Regions from separate parts of the Homo sapiens genome. Here region 1 is linked to region 2. A link is a contact called in ENCODE Hi-C or POLR2A ChIA-PET data. All regions are on one chromosome and are shown on one strand. The core of a region is the stretch at or near the end of the contact, and the rest is flanking DNA. Distances in the headings are between cores, read along the strand shown.

Evidence for each region. Hi-C counts contacts between places; a loop is a spot of excess contacts on that map. ChIA-PET counts read pairs that join two places held with the same protein, here RNA polymerase II (POLR2A). Pooled maps may share reads with other maps.
Region 1: a loop to region 2 is called in a pooled map, with 2.8 times the contacts of the local background. The contact joins the enhancer-like site here to the promoter of NEPRO-AS1 in region 2. A Hi-C loop is called at or near these places in 1 of 168 maps with a recorded cell type or tissue (CD4-positive, alpha-beta memory T cell), 2 of 37 single-sample maps with no recorded cell type and 9 of 50 pooled maps. POLR2A ChIA-PET finds 5 or more read pairs at or near these places in 1 of 52 experiments (Caco-2).

The regions. Positions count from the first base shown.
Region 1 is chr3:112,112,613-112,119,565 of GRCh38, reverse strand. C3orf52 (chromosome 3 open reading frame 52) reads right to left here. Exons shown (of 6, transcript NM_024616.3): 5 at 6,421-6,602; 6 at 1,356-2,924. The coding sequence ends at 2,920. MIR567 (microRNA 567) reads right to left here and starts at 6,765; the gene lies at 6,668-6,765. RefSeq lists enhancers at 3,375-3,434, 3,991-4,080, 4,311-4,360, 4,371-4,450, 4,471-4,730. Within about 2 kb of position 1,250, at least 5 of the 41 ENCODE cell types and tissues checked have a DNase peak (open chromatin) inside an H3K27ac peak, as active enhancers do.
Region 2 is chr3:113,016,613-113,023,982 of GRCh38, reverse strand. NEPRO-AS1 (NEPRO antisense RNA 1) reads right to left here and starts at 4,465. Exons shown (of 3, transcript NR_186663.1): 1 at 4,277-4,465. It overlaps RMP64 (ribonuclease MRP subunit p64), which reads left to right and starts at 4,312. Exons shown (of 9, transcript NM_015412.4): 1 at 4,312-4,441; 2 at 6,381-6,535. The coding sequence starts at 4,336. RefSeq lists a silencer at 4,524-4,633 and an enhancer at 4,794-4,863.

The DNA.
Region 1 (6,953 bases), core at 1-2,500, 900 kb after region 2:
TACCTCATCCTAAGAAGACACGAACATGTGTAAAGGAAGGCAAATCTTCTTATTCAAATCCCACCAGTGCTTCAGGATTCGGCTTCAGTCCTACTTCCTACAAAAAAACGTCCTCTGATTATACTGACCACTCTTTTCTCTGACCACCCGCAACCCTACTGTTTCTGTTTGTTTGTTTGTTTGTTTGTTTGTTATGGAGTTTCACTCTTGTCACCCAGGCTGGAGTGCAATGGCGTGATCTCAGCTCACTGCAACCTCTGCCTCCTAGGTTCAAGCGATTCTCTTGCCTCAGCCTCCTGAGTAGCTGGGATTACAGGCGCCTGCCACCACGCCTGGCTAATTTTTAGTAGAGATGGGGTTTCACCATGTTTGTCAGGCTGGTCTCGAGCTCCTAACCTCAGGTGATCTGCCTGCCTCGGCCTCCCAAAGTGCTGGGATTACAGGCTTGAGCCACCGCGCCCAGACTGCCTTTGTTTTTGACCCCTGGGTATTTTTTTCTGCTGTTTCCTGTTTCATCTGTACTGATCCTGACTCCTTAATAAGACTAACAGCTTCTTTTCTTATTGTTGTCTTCTCCACTAGTATCCCCATAGCCTTCCATAAAACACATCATTTTTTCAAATCTGTAGAACTAAATTAAATTGAAAGGCAAAAAAGAATCAGACACATGGCTGGAATTTTTGTTGGCAGAGGAACAGGAGCAGGTTCTGCTGATATGGCTGTTGCCATTCTATCCATATCTAAGTGACATCCAGAGAAGAGCAGTTTTCTTCTCAAATCCTTCAATTATTAAAACCTCACTATGTACCAGGCATTATGCTCATCATGATGTTGTGTGATGACCAGTAGATTTATCTCCTATAGCAGAACAGTGCATTTGTAAGGGCCGTTTTTTTTCAAACACCACCAAATATGTTAGTCACAAAGGTTAGTTTTTTCCCATACCATTTGGGCAGAAAAGTCAAATCTATGGAAAGTCCTCTCTATGACTTGCAAATGGTCAAAACCCAAGACAAGGTACTTGCATCTTGGTGCTTTCTGAACAAGAAGGGAAGAACAAAACCAAATCCTGCCTCCAGACATGAACAGGCTGTTCCTTCAAGTCCAAGCCCTTTCAGATACCAAGTCCTGCCAGAGAGGGCCTCAGAGAAAGAGGAGGGGATGGCCTCTGCCTGCTCTTGCTGGAACAGAGGGGAGAACCCAGGCCGCCCCAGCCAAACTTGGCTTGATCTTATTCACCCAGAAGAGGAAGCTGCCCTAAGGGAAATGAAAAAAATTATGCTCAACACCATTTACTGCAAAAAACAAACAAACAAAAACCCAGCCCAAAGCTCAGCCAATGGGAATGCAACAACACAGATGCAAAAATAATGTATTGTAAATGTTTTTAAATCATTCTCCATTAAAATTTTTCATTATTTTCTACAAAATACAAATACACTAAGGTTCACATTTAACATGCAGAAAATAAAGAGGAAGAAGAGAAATCCACTAGTTTCACTAGTTTAAGGAACAATCACTAAAATGAGACAATGATCTATAGTACATGTATCTTCTAGTTAAATAGGAAAGCAAATTCACATTATCCAGAGTCCTGGGTCATAAAGAACTCAAGTCAAATCTAGTCTGAGGCAGACACTCTGGCTCGTGCCCGCACACAGCTGCCCTTCACACTGACTTTAACCCAGGGCTCATTTAACTGAGAGGCGAGATCTCTCACAATACAGCACAAAACTCTTTCTCCTGGTAAATTTCTTTTCCCAACAAAACAATCAGTTCCCTCACAACAGGCAATTCTGTATCTGTAGACAACCAATACAGTTGCTAATATTCCTCCTACCCCCCAAATAGCTGGCAAAAGCTTCCAAGAGTTTATTTTCAAAGAAGAGTGGTTCTTCTTGTATCACAACCATCTGTAACAGGATACACAATCATTGCCTGAAGACACTGAGTCCCACAGGAAGGTTTGTAGCACTAGGCAACAAAAAGCCAATGCGTAATATCCAGAGCAGATATTAAACAGCCTTAATGATTCTCTAATGGAAGTTTATAAAAATATAAATGGAGTGACTATCCAAAGTGATAGTAGTGTGCTCAAAACTCACAGAGACCCATATTTCCAAAAAGGTGTTCAGGAATCACAGGAACAACGAGGAGCTGCAAAATAATGAAGAAACACATAGCTCCCGTCTGTAACTAGCTATATACATAGATTTCAAAGTAACCTTGGTGGTGTTCCTAAGGCTGGCTGGCTAAGATACTCAGGTACAGGTCATGGAAGTAGACACAGAACCACACTGCTGAGGTCTTCTAAAGTGCCTTCCTTTTCTTCACAGCCTGGCTTAGAGGTAGATCAAATCGAATGGTGGGGGGGAGGAGGATGACTTCAGTGAATAATTGGCTTAGTCTTCGTAACCTGGCTGCCTGCCTCTCCGTGCTCTACCAGCTCATGCTTACGCGATCCCACCTAAAAGAAGACAGTGCACCTCTGCACTAAAGAAAAAGTAGCCCAGGTGGGTGGAGTGCTTCAAGAATAGCAGTGCCATGATCACGCCACCGCACTCCAGCTAAGCGACAGAACGAGACCCTGTCTCAAAAAACAAAACGAAACAAAACAAAAACAAACAGAATACCAGTGACCTCCAACAGTGGGACATACCCGCTGACCCTATCGCCCCCACCCTAGCTGGCTTCCTGCCTTTGTCAAGACTGGACCCAGCTGAAGCAGTGCTCGGGAGCTGTTTTACTGGGCTTAGAGCCAGACTGTAGAATCGGGAGAGAAAGGAGTCTCCACCCCTCTGGTGTTGCTGGTGCTTCTGTATTAATCCACAGAATCTTTTCTGCAAAACAGAGTGAATTCCCTTCATCTCCAGGACTTGGTAGAGCACTGCTTTCAGACAGAGACCAGCCTCCATCACTTCATTCTAAAAAGAAAACACAGATGAACAAAAGTTACTGATTTTTAAAACCACTATTAAATGCTTACGTTTTCATTTCATTTCATTGAATTTTAGTGTAAAATCTTAGATAAAATTGCAAGGTTTATACATTCCTAACAGAGGAAATTTAGTCTTCAGTCCAACACACACACACCGCTCTGAATACATTTCAAAAGGCAAATGACATTTATTGTTTCTTGCTTATTTGTTTGGGTAGGATGCATGAGAAATAATTTTGATGATGTGGTTTTTGGGTGCTAAGGACATTTTAACATCCAGTCCCTTTTCATAATCTAACCATAAACTCTAAAATTTCCGTTTTTAAAACGTGTAAAATATACTGTGAGAAATTCTGATGAGAGAAATGGTGTGAACCCTAGGGCACAGCAGGTGCAGATGCAAAGCCCCAAGCAGACACAACACAGGGGGAGCCCGCCGGGGTCTACAGACCAGGAGTCCAGCCTCGCCACCACTGACAGGACTGACAAGATTCACTATTCTCCCTACCTGGGGCTTTTTCCTCTTCTCTCTCACAAAAATCCTGGTTTTGCCCTTTTTCCCTACTCAGTCTACTAGCTGACTCCTTCCCATGTGAGAACAGTACCAAGTACCTCCTCTGTGTCCAAAATAACTCATGATGCTGACCTATTCTTCGACCTTTGTAAAACAGACTTCCCCCTCCTAGCCCAGGGCCCCACTCATCTAGGAGGTGAAGAAGACCAAAGATAGGGAAGGGTGAGGGATGATGGACTTAAAAAATTCCTTTATCATTATATTTTAAGTTTTTATTTTTATAAGGCATCCAAATATGCATGCAGTCAGGTCAAAATAATCGCCGTATTTCCAAATTAGAGAATGAGAAGCAAACACACACAAAACCCCTCAGGAATCTAAATTACAATCTAATTTTGGATTCTGCTTCTAAAGCGCACATATACAAACCCCAAATGGACCATAGGCTGGCCTCAGGGAAATACTCGGAATCCCTGAAATTGTCTGTACAATTTTGTGTTGTGGGGAGAAGTAGGTACATTTTTTTTTCCTGGGGAGAAGGTACACAGCTGTCTTCAAATTCTCTAAGGAGCACACAAACCAAACAATTTTAAGAATCTTTGCTCTTTGAAGACTAAGAACATTACCATTGTGGGAAACTAGTTGCCTGGGTAATCACAGGGCGGGGATGGTAATCCCCCAAGCCCACAGCTCATGAGCACGTAGAAACTGGCGTAAGAACTCATTCCATCCCTCTTGGTCCCTCCCAGGGCCCTGGGCCTCTCCCTGACACATTTTCCCTTTCTCTAGAGTTTGCCTCTGAGCTCATCCCCCATCTGCCTGCATGCCTGCGATGAGTCCCTCTTCTTCTTTCCTCACTTCCCAACTGCTTCTCTGTGCACCCTTCCCTTTGAGAGGGCAGTGACACTCACATTCTGAAAACATAAAATGGCTCAAATATTGCACATTCATGCTCTGGAAAGTGGGACATGGGGTCACAGAAAACCCCACATTTTCTCAGCATGTCCCGTCAGAAGAAATGTCTGAGAGAAAGAATGCAATTTCCAGAAGAGCAGAGACTTTGTTCCACTCACAGCTGCCTTCCCAGCACCTGCTGGAGCACCAAGCCCTGGGGAAACAGCTGAGTCTCTTTGGCCAAGCTCAGGGTCTTCTGGGAGCCCTCCTCAGGTCTCACAAGCAGCCTGCCCTTTATCCTGTACTATTTGAACCTCTCAGCCTTGGAAGCCTCTTAAACCTTTCCTCAGACCTCTGCCCATCTCCCTGGCCTCCATTTGGAAAGAGCCAGTAACAATTTTTGCAAGGGGCCTAAGAAAATCAAGACCAACCACACCACAGCAGCAGCCCCCACAGGCATCGCAGGCCTCTTCACATGGGAGGAGGCTGAAGGTTTCTGGGTTTTTTTTTCTTTTGAAATGGAGTTTCACTCTTGTCACCCAGGCTGGAGTGCAATGATGCGATCTCGGCTCACCGCAACCTCTGCCTCCCAGGTTCAAGTGATTCTCCTGCCTCAGTCTCCCGAGTAGCTGGGATTATAAGCACCTGCCACCATGCCCGGCTAATTTTTGTATTTTTAGTAGAGATGGGGTTTCACCATGTTGGCCAGGCTTGTCTCGAACTCCTGACCTCAGGTGATCCAACTGCCTCGGCCTCCCAAAGTGCTGGGATTACAAGCGTGAGCCACCGCGCCTGGCTTTTTTTTTTTTTTTTTTAATTCCTGTAACTGGGGCACAATCTCTTCACTCCACACACATATAGTGTCTGCCTGACCCACAGACACACTTTATTCAGGATGCTCTGTGAGGAAGATCTCCATTTATGAGACTTCCAGTGAGCTAAAATTTGGCCTTCTGAATGGCATTCTTAAGAACTGTTTTACATAACGTTCTGCCTTCTTAGGCCAACATTACTCTTGCCTCTCATCCTCAAGAAACAGTGTCATCATCATAATAAACACCTTGTCTTGTACTATGCACTAACACTTGTGCTTTTAACCCCCTGTTCCATGCTTCTGATTCTAGACCGTTAATGCACCTGCTGCCAACCACAACTACTTCTAATTTGCCTTTCATTCATTCAACTAGTATTTACTGAGAACCTACTCATGTGGAGAAAGTGATTCTGATGGACTGTGGATGAGAACATAAAATATTCAAGATTGTTGGCATTAGGGGCTAAATAAGAGCAAACAAGCCTCCGAGCGAGGTATCAGAAAGTGAGATCAGCAGCAAAGGCCAGAGCTTCACTACAAAGCAATGGAAGGATATTTTGAGGGCTTGAAGCCATTTGGCCTTCTGACCTTCCTTTCTGTCAGGTTTTGTTCTGAGTGTCAAAAGTTCTCAGATTCTGATAAATGGGGTGTTTGTTACATTTATTAAAGAACATATCTATTTCCTTGTTCTGTTCTTAATTTTAAAAGTTGACAAGTAAATTTGTCATAATTTTCTAAGGAAAGGAATAAACTTGTCTTTGTATACCCCTCTATTAATTTCTTAATGGTCTCAGTGGCCTTCAACAGAAAAAGAAATAGGTTCCCCATATTGAGATACTCTTTCAGCAATTTAGCTGTATCATTTATTTCCAATTCTTCAATTCTTACTTCTCTTGTGAAACCACAGTATCTCCATAAAGGTTGCTAATCATGTTGTAAAGTAGGATACAGGGCTTAGAATGTGGGTGAACTGCATGAGGAAACATGTAGCAATGTTCATCTTTATAGTTGAATTATCTTTTCCATAATTGCTCCCCAACTACACTGTCTAATTATGGAGGGCACGGACTGTGTAGCCTCCACAGAGAGGGGAACATCACCTCACAGCAACACCATCTGCTGAGGGGATGAGTGAATAAATGAATAGTCTGACACAGTACCAAGTCACCACAGTTGCCAAATCGAACCAAGCCAATTTGACCCCAATCTGGTTCACCTGTTTATTGTCACAACTCTGACTTCTTTACTTGCTCTACTTACCATAGAGCAAGAGGGATGTTGGATCAAGCCCCAGACTCTCACAACCAGGTATATTCTGATCACGGAAATCCTGTAGCAAAATGCCCAGCACCAACTCCTCACTCATCATATACTTCATAAAATTTTCATCATCTGATGGAACCCCAAATTGCAGGTCATACGTTACTGTGGCATTTTCACCACTGAAAGGCAATGGAAGACATTAAAACATAAACAGCATCATACTGCAACTCAAGAAATGAATTTAAGCAATAACTTTTTTTTTTTTTAGTTTTGCATGTTCTTCCAGTACAAAATAGCAAAGAATGTTCTGTCCTGGAAGAACATACTGTCCTATAAGAATCCTCTTCCATAGATTCATCACAAAAAGTTGAGGTGATCCTAACCTCCTCCTTCCACCTAGTACCTATCCTCTAGGAATCCACTGGGAGAGGCCATCAGAGGTAGAGGTAGAGGTGCCCATCTCCAGTCAAGATGCTGAGAAGATCCCAGGCTTGACCCACCATCTGTCCCAACCCCAGCCTTCATCCCTT
Region 2 (7,370 bases), core at 3,216-5,715:
TATTTTTCTTCTGAATGTCATATTTCGAACTTAAGGTGAAAATCTGGAAGTCATTTGTATTAGTCCATTCTCACATTATTATAAAGAACTACCTGAGATTGGGTAATTTATAAATAAAAGAAGTTTAATTGACTCACAATTCTGCAGGCTGTACAGGAAGCACAACTGGGGAAGCCTCAGGAAACTTACAATCATGGAGGAAGGTGAAGGGGAAGCAGGCACATCTTACATGGCCAGAGAAGGAGAGCAAGCGAGCAAAGAGGGAGGTGCTACACACTTTTAAACAACCAGATGTCCTGAGAACTCACTATCATGAGAACAGCAAGGGAGATTTCTGCCCCTACTATCCAATTGCATCCCACAAGGCCCCTCCTCCAACATTGGGGGTTATAATTCAACATGAGATTTGGGTAGGGACACAGACCCAAACCATATCATCATTCTAGACATGTAAATATGTAAATAGGTTGAGCATCTTTAAACTGAAAATCCAAAATCTGAAGTGCTCCAAAATGCCAAACTTTTTGAGTACTGACATGATGATACAAGTTACCCTGAACACATTAATTTTCACTGTATTAATGGTATATCATTTTTTTTACTATTAAGCACATATGTGTGAATAAGAGAAAAAAATGGTTGCTTAACAGCAGCATATAGGCTGGGTGCGGTGGCTCACACCTGTAATCCCAGCACTTTGGGAGGCCAAGGCGGGCAGATCACAAGGTCAGCAGATCGAGACTATCCTGGCTAACACAGTGAAACCCCGTCTCTACTAAAAATACAAAAAAACATTAGCCAGACATGGTGGTGGGCACCTGTAGTCCCAGCTACTCGGGAGGCTGAGACAGGAGAATAGTGTGATCTTGTGAGGTGGAGCTTGCAGTGAGCCGGGATCGTGCCACTGCACTCCAGCCTGGGCAACAGAGTGAGACTCTATCTCAAAAAACAAACAAACAAACAAACAAACAAACAAAAAAACAGTAGCATATAAATTCAGAGTCAGGAATGATGTTGACACCAAACAACCACAGACTGTCCACATGGGTGATTGAGATGTACACAAACTTTGTTTCATGCACAAAATTATTAAAAATATTACATAAAAGTTTCTTCAGGCCATGTGTTTAAGGTAGATATGAAACATACATACATTTCATGTTTATACTTGGGTCCCATACCCAAGATATCTCATGTATATTTGCAAGTATTCCAAAATCTAAAAAAAACCGGAAATCTGAAACAATTTTGGTCCCAAGCATTTCAGATAAGGGACACTCTCCACCCATGCTAGACATCTAAATAAGTCATACTGTCTATATCCAGTAGAAATGCTTGAAGGTTTGGGTCTGCATCATTTCTGGCCTTAGCTTTTGTAATAGAACAGATGGGCCTGGTCTCCTTACTTCCAACCTCTTCTCTCCCAAATCTGTTCTCCAGGGTGCTCTTCTTCTGAGGCAAGCTGACAAAAATTGCTCTGCCTAAGACTCAGTGAGTGACTCCTTTATCACCTATAGCAAGGACACGTCAACCTAGAGTACCATCACAAAGACCTTTTCAAAACAGACCTACTCAGAACTAATGAGTAAGAATTTTCAAGTGGGACCTGAAAATCTCTATTTTTAAGTTATCCAGGCAATTTTGATAATCAGCCAGGTTTCTGAACTACTGGTCTTCAGGTAAAAAGCCAAATTCTTCCCATGATCTGACTGACACCACTATTCCCAGCTCCACCCCTCAGCACAAATCACGTCCCAGCAGTACCAACTCAGGACTAGTGATTCTTCAAACCCATGCTGCTTAAAACCTCTCTGTAGGAATATCCTTTTTCCTTTAACTGCCTGGGGAGTTCCTATTCATCCTTCAAAAGACTCTATTCAAGCATCATCCAACCTCATATACAGCCAGTAAATATCTACTGAGGCCCTACTATATGCCAGGCTCTGAACTAAGCATTGAGATAGAAAGACCAGTTAGCTATGTCAATGGTAGTTCTCGCTTTCAGTAGGTTCATATGCCATTGGAGAAATAGACATGAAAGTAAACAAAGAAATACAATAAAGCGAGGTAAATTCTGTGAGAGAGGCTGTGGTAGGCTGAATAAAGATCCCTCCACCTCCCACCCAAAGATGTTCACATGCTAATTTCCATAATCTGTAAATATGTTACCTTGCACTGAGAAGGGATTTTGTAGCTATATAACCTTGAGATTTCAGCTGCTTGAGATTTCAGCACCCCAGCATTTTTGTGTGTGTGTGTGTGTGTGTGTGTGCATGAAATAATGAAAATTTTGAACAGGCCCTTGCTTGCTTGTACATGTTAACCACTCGCTTTTTGCCCAGTATTCCTTGTTCCCACAATGTAATTATAAACTGCTGATGTACTGTTTCTTTGTCAAGCAGAAGGAGATAACTTCAGGGTCATAAGAATAGTTTGCAGAAGGAATGAATTCCTGGAAGGACATTGCAACCAGCTGCCATGTACATACGGCTGCACAAGGTGTTACCTGAAATGGAAGAAACACAGACTTTTCCCTTGGATTCCTTGAAACTCCCTCTCCATTACTCTCTAGCTCCATAAAAACTCCCTGCTTCTTTTTTGTTACTGTGGATCTGAGAGATCTTGCTCTCTTGCCCTCTAACTTTGGTCAAATCGAATAAATATTTCTCTGTCTCCAAGCACCAGTATCTCAATATTTGGCATCAGCTGCCCATCGGGTACATGAGCCTGAATTTGGAGTTCTAAAACAGATGTGATTAAGTTAAAGATTCTGAGATGGAGTGACTATCCTGATTATCTTGATGGGCTCAATGTAATCACAAGGGTGTTTTTAAGAGGGAGGCAGGCAGGAGGGTGAGAGAGACAGAGGAAGAGGAGGAGACTGAAAAATGTCATGCTGACAATGAAGGTGGAGGATAGTGAAATGAGCCAAGGAATGAAGGCAGCCTCTAGAAGCTGGAAAAGGAAAGGAAATGAATTCTTCCCTAGAGATTCCGGAAGGAACCAGCCCTGCCAACTTCAGTCCATTGAAATTAATTTTGGACTTCTGACCTCCAGAAATGTAAAATAACTTCTACTTATTTCAAGCCATTAGGTTTGTCGTAATTGGTTACAGCAGCAATAGAAAACTAATACATAGGCCAACATAGGGCACTGTGGTAACACATTAAAGGGGCCTCTGTATCAAGTTATGGAGTGAGGACGGGGTGTTTAGGAAGAATTACCCCAAGTGACGACCCCAGAGCTGAGGAAAGGAGATTGTGTTTCCGAGGATGACCCAGGTAGAGTAGGTAGATGTGTAAAGGCGCACAGAAAGAGCATGGAAAGTGTTTCAATAAAGTAAGACTGCTTGCATGAAATAGTAGTAATAACATCAACAATATTAACTATGGTAAATGTTCATTGTTTGTATGCCAGGAGTGCCTTGGCATTTTACAAGTCTGTGAGATTGATACTATTATTATCATCTTCATTTTACCCACAGGGATACTAAGGTCTGGAGGAGGAGGTAAGTAAATTTCCTGAGATCACCGAGCTAGTAAACAGCAAAGCTAGAACTAGAACCTTGGCAGTCTGTTTCCAAAACTCACTGTTTTTCTAATACGTTACTGTGGGAGTGTTAAGAACTTAAGGGGGCATTAGCATGGCTGAGGATAAATGAATTATTAGAAAGATATTAATGAGGTAAGGATCACTAGAGCTTGGAATATGATCTTGTCTTGGAGACTGACAAAAGTGGGAATGACTGACAGGTGTCTTCCAAGTTTCTTTGATGTGATCTCGGTTTTGCTGTGGTTCAAGACATAAAGGAGCCTTCCTTTACCACTCAAAGCAAATCACTGCTTCTTCGCTACAAATTCCACACCTTGCACAAACCTCTTCATTTCATTTCTTCCTTTTTCCCCTAATGTCTGAGGCAGAGTTGGGGGTAAAAGCACCAACTCAATTCTGGGCCTCATTTTCCATATTTGTAAAATGCCTAGAAGTATTTAACAGTTCCAAACTTGGTTGTGCTTCCGAATCCCCTGCGCTAAGTTTAAACAAAACGCAGATTCCTCATCGCATTCTCAGAGATTCTGTTGGTTAGTATTGGGATGGGGCCTTTTTTCCCCCATGATTCTACGCGGCCACGTGTTGGTAACCAATATACAGATGACTGGGTCCTTCCCAGTCCCACGCGTTTACTCGATGAAGGCAGCCTCCCGCCGGGCTCCTGGCCCCGCCCGAGCCCCACCCCCTGCTCCCTTCCGGCCCGGACTGGGTCCCATCGCCCCACCTCCGGTCGCTGGACGTGCTCTCGCGTAGCTCCGCCTTTCGTAAGTCCCCCCGCCTCGCATGATGGCTGCGGTGCCGCCGGGCCTGGAGCCGTGGAACCGTGTGAGAATCCCTAAGGCGGGGAACCGCAGCGCAGTGACAGTGCAGAACCCCGGCGCGGCCCTTGGTGAGTGAGGCGCCGGGCGAGGATGGGGGAACGTTTCCGGGGGAGGCCGCCAGGCCCAGCCGGCGCATGTGGGCGGGGGTGGTACCGGGACTTCCCGGCCCGGGGGACGCTGGGAAGGGGCGCGGGGCACGTAGGGGTCGAGCGGTCCCAGCACTTTGCTGGTGTAGCTTGTAGGGCCTCTGGCTTCGCATTCCTTCATTGAACCAGCTGTGCTAACCCAGGGCTTGGCTGGAGAGATGAAAGACCAAGGCTCAGCCGTGCGCTGAGGGGGCGGAGAGAGGTGGACTCAGCTGGTGCCGGGGAACAGTGCTGCCTGGGAACCCTTGCTCACCCGGGTCTTCGGAGTCTTGTTTACCCTTCCGTCCATTTCCCCTTTCCTTCTTTTTCCTGTACCCGAGGAGCGGTGGACGTCACCTAAGCACTGGGACTCAAACTGCAATCTTTTCGGACCTCTATCTGCTTATCTGTGAAATGGAGTTAGTCCTCCTACTCCTCACAGGGGCGTTGGGAATATCTAATGATGTAATTTAGGAGACAGTGCGCTGTAAACGACGGTGTTTTGCCACCTAAATGGGTGGTATTTGTTAGGGTGAAGGGCATATAGTAGGTAGGAGCCTGGCGCAGGAGCCAGGTTGTTTGGGTTTGAATACTAGCTCTACCCTTTGCTGGAGCTTGAAGGAGTCATTGAACCTTTCTGTGCCTCACTGATCTCACTTTCAAATGGAGATAAAAGCACCTTCCTCATAGGGCTGTTTGGGGGGATGAAAGAGTTGATAATGTAGAGAAAGCATTTGGAACACTGCCTGGCATGGTAAATGAACACTCAAATGGAAGCTGTTATGAATATTAAATACGTAGCTCCGGGGCCCAAGGGAGAGAATACAGTCATGGGTTCTTTGTTTCCGGTTGGGCTGGTAAAGCCCTTTCCTCATCCCTCTTTTCACTAGAGACAAACTAAAAACCATGGCTTTAAGCTGCAAAAAGCCTAAAACAAAACAGAACAGAACAACAAAATAAGGCGGGTTGGACAAGCTTGACTTAGATCATCACATCCCCTTTCCCATATATCCATCCTACACACTTTACAGATTATCCCATCTATCCTTCCTACACACTTTACAGATTAATCTTCCCTCTTTCTCTATTCAAAAATTCTTTAACAACTCCTATTAGGCCTGGGAAATTCACCAACTCACTACCCATCCCCGAGGCAGCCCATTCTGTCTTCAGGTAGTTGTTGGGACAGTAAGAAAATTCTTGTTAGGTAGCAACCAGCCTTTACTTCCATTTAGAATGCTAGTGCTGCCTTTAGAGCCATAAATAACACATGAACTACATCTTAGGGACTTCTACAGATTTTCAGACTAGGAAGCATCTGCTGATGAGCACCCGGTGTTCATCAAATAATACGATTTCCAGTTACTGTGGTGGTTTTTCTTTTCTGAATATGTTTGTGTCTCTCATAAAGTGATATCCAAACACAGAAGCCTTGATTTTGAAGACTGTGAATTTATTCATTCTGTCTTGCTTTCGGGCATAGCGACATGGGGAGTTAGAGAGTTATTACACATGTTGTGACATGTGCCCTACCTTCAAGGTGGGGGTTAAGTGTACACATGAGGCGTAAGTGTACACCAAATGACTGACAGCAAAGTATTCATATGAAAGATTATTAAACCATGATAAAATGCAATGCAAAGATACAGCTTCTTGTTTTACAGATGTTCTCTTAATGATTTCCTGGACTTTATATCATCTGTTACCATTTTCCAACTTCTCTTATACTTAGAATCCTTACGTTCTTACAGTTGAGACTGATTACATTAGTTTTTGATTCCTTTAAAACAAATAAGGAAAGATGCTTTTTTTAGTGTGTTTTTAATATAATATACTTACTGTAGAAATACATACTAAATCTTATTAGATGTCTCTGCTTCAGACCTTTGCATTGCAGCTGTAATTAAAGAATGCCATCTCGTCATACTGTCGCTGAAGAGCCAAACCTTAGATGCAGAAACAGATGTGTTATGTGCAGTCCTTTACAGCAATCACAACAGAATGGGCCGCCACAAACCCCATTTGGCCCTCAAACAGGTGAGGAAGCCCGGTAGGTGAGACCCAACCTGTTCACTTGAAAATGTAGATCACACTGCCACTTACTATATTGCTATTTATGGAAATCTCGTGGAAATCTCAGTAAATTACTTGTGTTTTATAGGCCTATAGCCCACAGTTACATGTGCACTTTCTTTTTTTTTCCTAAAAGCATTTCAGCATTTCAAAAAGTAATTTTTGTTAGAAAAGAAGTATGTTTAGATTCTTTCCCAGTCTTGTTTCTAATAGGCAAGTAAACATTTTCTTCATTATATACAATCTATAACAACAGTGCCTTTGCCCAGCTCAAAGATAAAGTGATTTGAGCAAGACAAAATGTTGGACATTAAGAAACAGTTCCCTGGGCATAATCAGAATGCTAAAATTATTTTTAAAAAAACTTGTCTACTTATTATGGGGTACATAATCTAATTGGTGGTATGTTAGAGTAAATGGGTACATAGCAAGTTGTGGTGTAAACTGGTTTCATGTAATGTTTGGAGCTTAAGACAAAATTGGGCCCTCCAGCTCAGGGGCTATACCATAGAGTAGAGCCTCTCTTAAGCTGGCTTCCTGATATGCTCATTCATTCATTCACTTAATTCTGCAAGTATTTTCTGGAAGTTCAGAAGGCTATCCATTGTGTGACAGGGCTACCTTGCAAGTGTTTTTGAACTTTCTGTGTGCCAGGCATTCTGCTTAGTGCTGTGTATAGAGGAGTGAAAAAGGTAGACACAGTCTCTAACCTTATAGATGCATGCTTTCTGGTTAGTTTTCTACCCCTAGTACTTAAAGCAAACAGGGTGAAGATTTCATCAAAGAAAGATCTGGGACC